Linked DNA regions of Homo sapiens: region 1 is linked to region 2. A link is a contact called in ENCODE Hi-C or POLR2A ChIA-PET data. All regions are on one chromosome and are shown on one strand. Each heading gives the region's core, a stretch centred on a gene start or an enhancer-like site at or near the end of the contact. The rest is flanking DNA. Distances are from core to core; before and after follow the strand shown. Region 1 has its middle 13 kb from the start of FOXN3-AS2. Region 2 overlaps LOC107984635 (a long non-coding RNA gene).

The links. A loop is a pair of places that touch in the nucleus more often than their neighbours do. ChIA-PET counts read pairs that join two places held with the same protein, here RNA polymerase II (POLR2A). Pooled maps may share reads with other maps.
Region 1: a loop to region 2 is called in a pooled map, with 7 times the contacts of the local background. The contact joins two enhancer-like sites. A Hi-C loop is called at or near these places in 2 of 37 single-sample maps with no recorded cell type and 8 of 50 pooled maps. POLR2A ChIA-PET finds 5 or more read pairs at or near these places in 5 of 52 experiments (B cell, CD4-positive, alpha-beta memory T cell, activated B cell and 2 more).

The regions. Positions count from the first base shown.
Region 1 is chr14:89,588,169-89,591,227 of GRCh38, reverse strand. It overlaps a transcript of FOXN3 not described here. Among named protein-coding and RNA genes, the nearest start is that of FOXN3-AS2, 13 kb to the right of the region's middle. Within about 2 kb of position 1,792, at least 6 of the 41 ENCODE cell types and tissues checked have a DNase peak (open chromatin) inside an H3K27ac peak, as active enhancers do; they include B cell, where a contact is called at or near this core.
Region 2 is chr14:89,430,214-89,433,400 of GRCh38, reverse strand. LOC107984635 (a long non-coding RNA gene) reads right to left here. Exons shown (of 2, transcript XR_001751025.2): 2 at 2,329-3,187. It also overlaps a transcript of FOXN3 not described here. Among named protein-coding and RNA genes, the nearest start is that of FOXN3-AS1, 14 kb to the right of the region's middle. RefSeq lists an enhancer at 735-1,288. Within about 2 kb of position 1,806, at least 2 of the 41 ENCODE cell types and tissues checked have a DNase peak (open chromatin) inside an H3K27ac peak, as active enhancers do; they include B cell, where a contact is called at or near this core.

The sequences.
Region 1 (3,059 bases), core at 543-3,042, 160 kb before region 2:
AGGGTTGAGAATATGAAGATCAAACTTTTCAGTGTGGATTCTGTAGGCTGGAAATAAGGCGATCCCTTTTCTGCCTGTCGTAAAGGTCACAGCCGACACTCCTATACCAAAAGACAGATTAACAAGAGTAAGCCATATCAAATTTAGTTAATCATAGCCTTATGTGACACAAGAGCCTTTGGAATGAAGACCTAAAGATACAGAGAAAGCTATCCATTTTTATGCTTAGGTTTGATGCATAATGGATAGTTGTGTAGAGCGGTGATTGGACAAGGAGAGAATGACCCCAGCAAGGCCTGACCGTTCAGATTCTTCCTGGCCTCTCTGAGTGGCATTCTTTCACTCCAGGTAGGGGGTAGACCTCCCCTGGAATGAGGGTCTTATGACCTACTATCAGACAAGGTAAATCAGAGAATTTCTTGCACAGAAAGGTGGGGATGGAGGGGAAGGTTAGAGATGTATTTCTAGGTTTTACGGCTGACTCTCGGGGAGAGGGGTTCTGGTTTCTATGTCCTTCTTTGGGGAAGAGGAATTCTAGTTTCTATGGCTTGCCTCGAGGGCAAATGAGGGGGTGAGAGACAGGAGAGCAGGAGAAAGTCAGAGAGGGACTTTGCTTCTGGGGCTACTTCTGAAGCATCCACTTTGTTGTATTGTTTCCTGAGCCCCAACTAGTCTAACTAAATTCCCACACGTCATCCCCACTTTCTCCGTATCTGATGCCTCTGATTCCTGAGCCTTCTTAGGATTCAGTGGGGTGAATGCATTTGATTCTGCTCCGTTCTCCCCTCTGCCGGAATTTTTGAGTGTCAGCTTTCCTCCTTCTGCCTGAGTTCATCTGTCACTCTTCCATATACCCTCAGTCTTCCAGAAATTACTCCATCTTTCTCATCTGCTGGGTCTCCTCTCCCTTTCTCATTGTCCCTGTGGGTTAACGTTAACTCTCCCAGGGCCAAAAGGATGACTTGCACGTCTTCAGTTTGCTTACAGGGCAAACATGAAGGCTTAAGAATCATTCATTGATTGGTTTGCCCATCTCCATAATCATTGAAATACTCTGCCCTTTTTCCATTTTTGAGCTTAAAAAAAAAATGTTCTCTATTGTGTGTCATTGGCAGGTGGGTAGATTCAAATGGTAACATCGACTTGGTGCCATATCCAACTCTTAGTAGGTTCCTTCTCCTTTCGGCTGCTTAGATGCCCAGGAAACCTGGGGCCTGCCCGGCATCAGTCCCTCCCCTGTGCCAAGCACTGCTGCCCTCTTTGGCCAAGCTGCCTTGTTTCCAAACTGTTCAGAAAGGAGGAGTCAGGAGGGGAAGTTGGGACAGCTCTGAGGTGCCTGAAGGGGCTGAGTTTCTCTTCCTCTCCTAAGCAGAAACAGGGTGCTCTTAAAATAGCCTTTGGAGCTTTGTGATGTGAATACAACCACACAGCCCTTCTCAGAATTTGCTTATTATGGAAAATAAAAATCACTAGGAATAGGCACCCCCCGCCCCCCCGCCCCCAATTCATTCTCATGGCTGATTTTAAGAAGCTGCATCTTGACTGTTGCTAGGTGGTTTCAGGGTAGAAAGCATCCAACTTCCAGTCCTGGGCTGCCTTCACAGCATTTCAGATTCATGCTGCATGGTGCGGCCGCAACTGTTCGCCTATAGACCTCGGCTGGGTGTGCTTTTTCTTCTTCTTCCCCTTATGCAGTCGAAGCAGGGAATAGGAAATGTTTCTGAGGCCTGGCATGGGCTGTGGGATTCTCAAATTGTGAGGACTACCACGACCAGGCTCAAGGAACTGGTGGTGCCTTCTGCCATCTTGAGATTTTTCAAAATGAGACTGATTTGACTTTTATCAATGATTTGATTTTGTGGAAGTTATTAAAGGTTCTGACAAGTTTATTGTGTTTTTAAGTGACTCACACCTGTAGGTAAATCTGAAATGCTTTTGTAAGTCTGGGTAGTGGTCTGGAGAGAAGGGTGTGTCTTTTCTAGATATTAGGAAAACACATCATCTCATACAAGGGCAAGAGTGTTTTGGTCTCATGATCTGGGAGTGCACATGGTAAACAGCTGTGCTGGTTAATTATTATCAGAAAAAAAAATGACTGCAGTTCAAATATTTAATTTTTTTTTGGTAGATGTTTCCCGACCTTGACTTGGTTTATAGTTAATAATACCATACAGCAAGTCACTAGATTTGTGGCATATGTTTTGCAACTAGTTAATCTTTGAGGGCACACTAAGAAGTTGCATGGTGAGAAGCTAGACATTGTACACCCTTTAAAAGATGTGTGTTTGATTAGGTTTCACAAAATTCCAGGCTAGAAGTATTTCAGTCATGGGAACTAGATGGCCCAGTTGTCTGGGTATTAAAGTGTCCCAAAATCATTGTTTTTCAGAGGAGCGTTGGCTTTGCCCCTGGGTATCTAACGCCTTGGGTTTCCATCTTTGCCAAATCCTTCTTCATGAAGACAGCAGCCCTACCCCTGCTATGTCTTAAATCACATATCTTCATACTTAACTAGCTATATAGGAGAGCTACCATCCAGGTACTGACCAGGAGTTTAACCACAAATATACTGCTACCCAACACCTTTCCAGTATTTGGTTGGGCATGGTGATATCTGTGGAGGATTGCTGGTTGTCTGACCTGTTCCTGAATTTAACCTGGCCATTAGTGAGCTCTCTACGTAACATGATGTTAGCCTAGAGCACTCCCTGAATTGTCCTTTATCTTGGTGCTATCGGGCGGTGTTGATGGTTGTTAAGTTGCTGGATGCTGAAACAGAAAAGCTGACAAACACCCATTGCTGAATTTTTACTTTACCCAAGTCACGATTCCTGGGCTTTTTTTGTCCTATATTAGGTGATTCTTGCATTGCTATAAATACCTGAGACCGGGTAATTTATAAGAAAAGAAGTTTAATTGGCTCACGGTTCTGTAGGCTGTACAGGAAGCATGATGCTGGCGTCTGCTTGGTTTCTGGGGAGGCTTCAGGAAATGTACAGTCATGGCAGAAGGCAAAGGGGGAGCAGGCATGTCACATGGCCTGAGCAGGAGCAAGAGAG
Region 2 (3,187 bases), core at 557-3,056:
AAGCGATTCTTCTGCCTCAGTCTACCGAGTAGCTGGGACTACAAGCCCGCACCACCACGCCCAACTAATTTTTGTATTTTTAGTAGAGATGGGGTTTCACCAGATTGGCCAGGTTGGTCTTGAACTCCTGACGTTGTGATCTGCCCACCTTGGCCTCCCAAAGTGCTGGGATTACAGGTGTGAGCCACCGTGCCCAGCAATTTTTGTATTTTTAGTAGAGACAGGGTTTCGCCATGTTGGCCAGGCTGGTCTCAAACTCCTGACCTCAGGTGACTCACCCCGCCTCGGCCTCCCAAAGGATTACAGGTGTGAGCCACTGTGCCCAGCCAAATGTGTCTGTTTCTATGTGAGCATTTGTAGGTAATGGTGAGGGTAGAAAGGGTGACTATGATTAGTAGCCCTTGAAAAATGCTATGCAGGCCAGGTGCTCGTTGGCTCACGCCTGTAATCCCAGGAGTTTGGGAGGTCAAGGCAGGAGAATCGCTTGAGCCCAGGAGTTTGAGACCGACCTGGGCAATATAGTGAGACCCCTCTGCCCCATCTCTAAATAAAGAAAAAGAAAATGAAGAATGCTATGCAAAACTCAAACCAAACCAATGCCACAAAACAAAACAAAAACTCCCTCCCAAAAACCCCAAAACTGTGAAGAAGAAGCCTAAGAGGTAGAGATGACCAGCAGAAAGTTACATTCTGTGATCTTGGAAATGAGATCTTGGAGAATAGCAATAGACAGGTGAGAGCAGTGGTCAAGGCGGTGGGGCTGTGCAGGCCAGAGGGACATGGGGATCTTTAAGTTTGCATTTCACTTCTGGCAAATGAGTGAGCTTCTTGAAGCCTTGGTGTCCTCATCTGTAAATGAGGATGACAGCACCTATCCTGTAAGGGTGGTGGAAAGATGGAATAAATAATGCAGGTAAAGCTCTTGGCACGGTGCCTGGCCTGCAGGAAGCTTTTGTTGTTATGCATGTTTTATAATCCTTTGGATCGCAGTCATTGGGTACTTGGTGTTCATTGTTTTGACTCCTGTTGTTCAAGCGCCTTGAATGTCCTCAAGGCAAAATTGACATCACCTTTGGTCCTTCCTAGGAAAATTAGGAGCAGGGTGGTGTTAGGGCCGTCACTGGACATTCCAGGTCTCCCACCCATAAATGGAGAGGTGGAGTCTGCCTGCAAGACACATTGCTAGGAAAAGATGGGACATTTGGCTTAGTTTCAAACCAATATTTCCTTTATACCCTTCCACAGAGAGGTGACAGGGATCCAGTTAGTGGCGAGTTGTGGAGCAGCAGAGACTGCAATGCGATGTTCTTTATGATTTTCCTATTTCTTTGGTTGGAATTGGGTTTTTACATCACATATTGTTTGATTATAAAAAAGCAACAACACAGCCGGGCGTGGTGGCTCACGCCTGTAATCCCAGCACTTTGGGAGGCCGAGGCAGGCGGATCACCTGAGGTCAGGAGTTTGAGACCAGCCTGACCAACATGGTGAAACCCCGTCTGTACTAAAAATACAAAAATTAGCTGGACGTGGTGGCGGGCGCCTGTAATCCAAGCTACTCGGGAGGCTGAGGCAGGAGAATTGCTTGAACCCAGGAGGTGGAGGTTGCAGTGAGCCAAGATTGTGCCATTGCACTCCAGCCTGGGCAACAGGAGTGAAATTCTTTCTCAAAACAACAACCACAGCACTATGCTTGTGTTGGGGCAGTGGATAATGAGAAATCTCTGTACCTCCCACTCAAGTTTGCTGTGAACCTTAAACTGCTCTAAAAAAATAAAACATATCGAAACAAAATAAAAAAACAAAAACAAACAGCTGCAAGAACTCTTGCACAGAGGGTCAAAAGAATGGCTTTTGACTAGCTACAGAAACATGGATAAAAAACATGCTGGCCAGGCGCAGTGGCCCATGCCTGTAATCCCAGCACTTTGGGAGGCCGAGGCGGGTGGATCACCTGAGGTCAGGAGTTCAAGACCGGCCTGGCCAACATGGTGAAACCCTGTCTCTACCAAAAATACAAAAATTAGCCGGGTGTGGTGGTGGGCGCCTGTCATCCCAGTTACTTGGGAGGCTAAGGCAGGAGAATCACTTGAACCCGGTTCAAGTGAAGCTGAAGAAGTTGCAGTGAGCTGAAATCACAACACTGCACTCCATCCAGCCTGGGAGAGAGAGAGAGACTCTGTCTCAAAGAAACAAGCAAACAAAAAAAAATGTGCTAAACACGTAGAGACCAACCACATTGCTGTCAGTAGGTAGTGAAGCACTTTCCTATAAATATTTCAGGACTCTTCTTTCTCTACTTAAAAAAGAAAGATTGCTTTGCATTTCAGACAACGGAAATGACTGGACAAGCCTTTAGGTCATGTGCAAGAAACTGAGAAAACCATTTTCCTTAAATGGAGATGGAGTTTGGCACAGTCTGAGGTTCAAGTTAGAGCCTGGGTCTTAATTTGCCTGCAACGCATGATTTATCATGCCTTTAGCAAGATCCCCGGCCCAAGACCATTCATTTCACCCCTACAATCTCAAGGTGTGTGCAGGGCACAATTCAGCTTTAAACTTTTCTGCTTTTACTTTTGGTTAGGCAGAACCTCCGTCTGGTGGTATTTGAATATGAGTGTTTTCTGTGGCCCTTTTCAAAGTATTCAAAGTGGTTTAAAAATACATAATGTTCAGAGATCTAAGAGCTAACGGAAGTACTTATTTGGGCCTTTTAAAAATAAAAAAATCAATTAAACAGATTTGAGACTCTTAACTCTCGCGATGTCTTCAAAATAGATACTAAGATTAAAGAAAAAAGAAGGCTTGAAAATCATAGGACTACTTATCCACCCAGTCATAATGCTTTTAGTAGTGACAGTAGTAGCAAATAGCACAGTTTATAAAAACAGAAGAGCTAAAATTCTTTATTTAATATTAAACAGGAAACCGAAAGTAGTCTGCAGCAATGTGGTGGGTTTTCAGCAACCTGCTGCTGTGTTTATCTGTGCTGAAAAAGCCTAAATGAAACATTTCTTCTTTGATTGCCTTAAGATTGTAAGTTTGAAGGAAAATCCTTCAAACTGGAATCATGACCACTGGAAGCAGGTTCTGTATGGTAAGGTTTTGAAGCAACCTGTTTCCACCAGAACCAAAGGAAATTTGGAAGCAAATCAAAAACCTCTCAAAGAGTGGAAAAAGCTTTGTA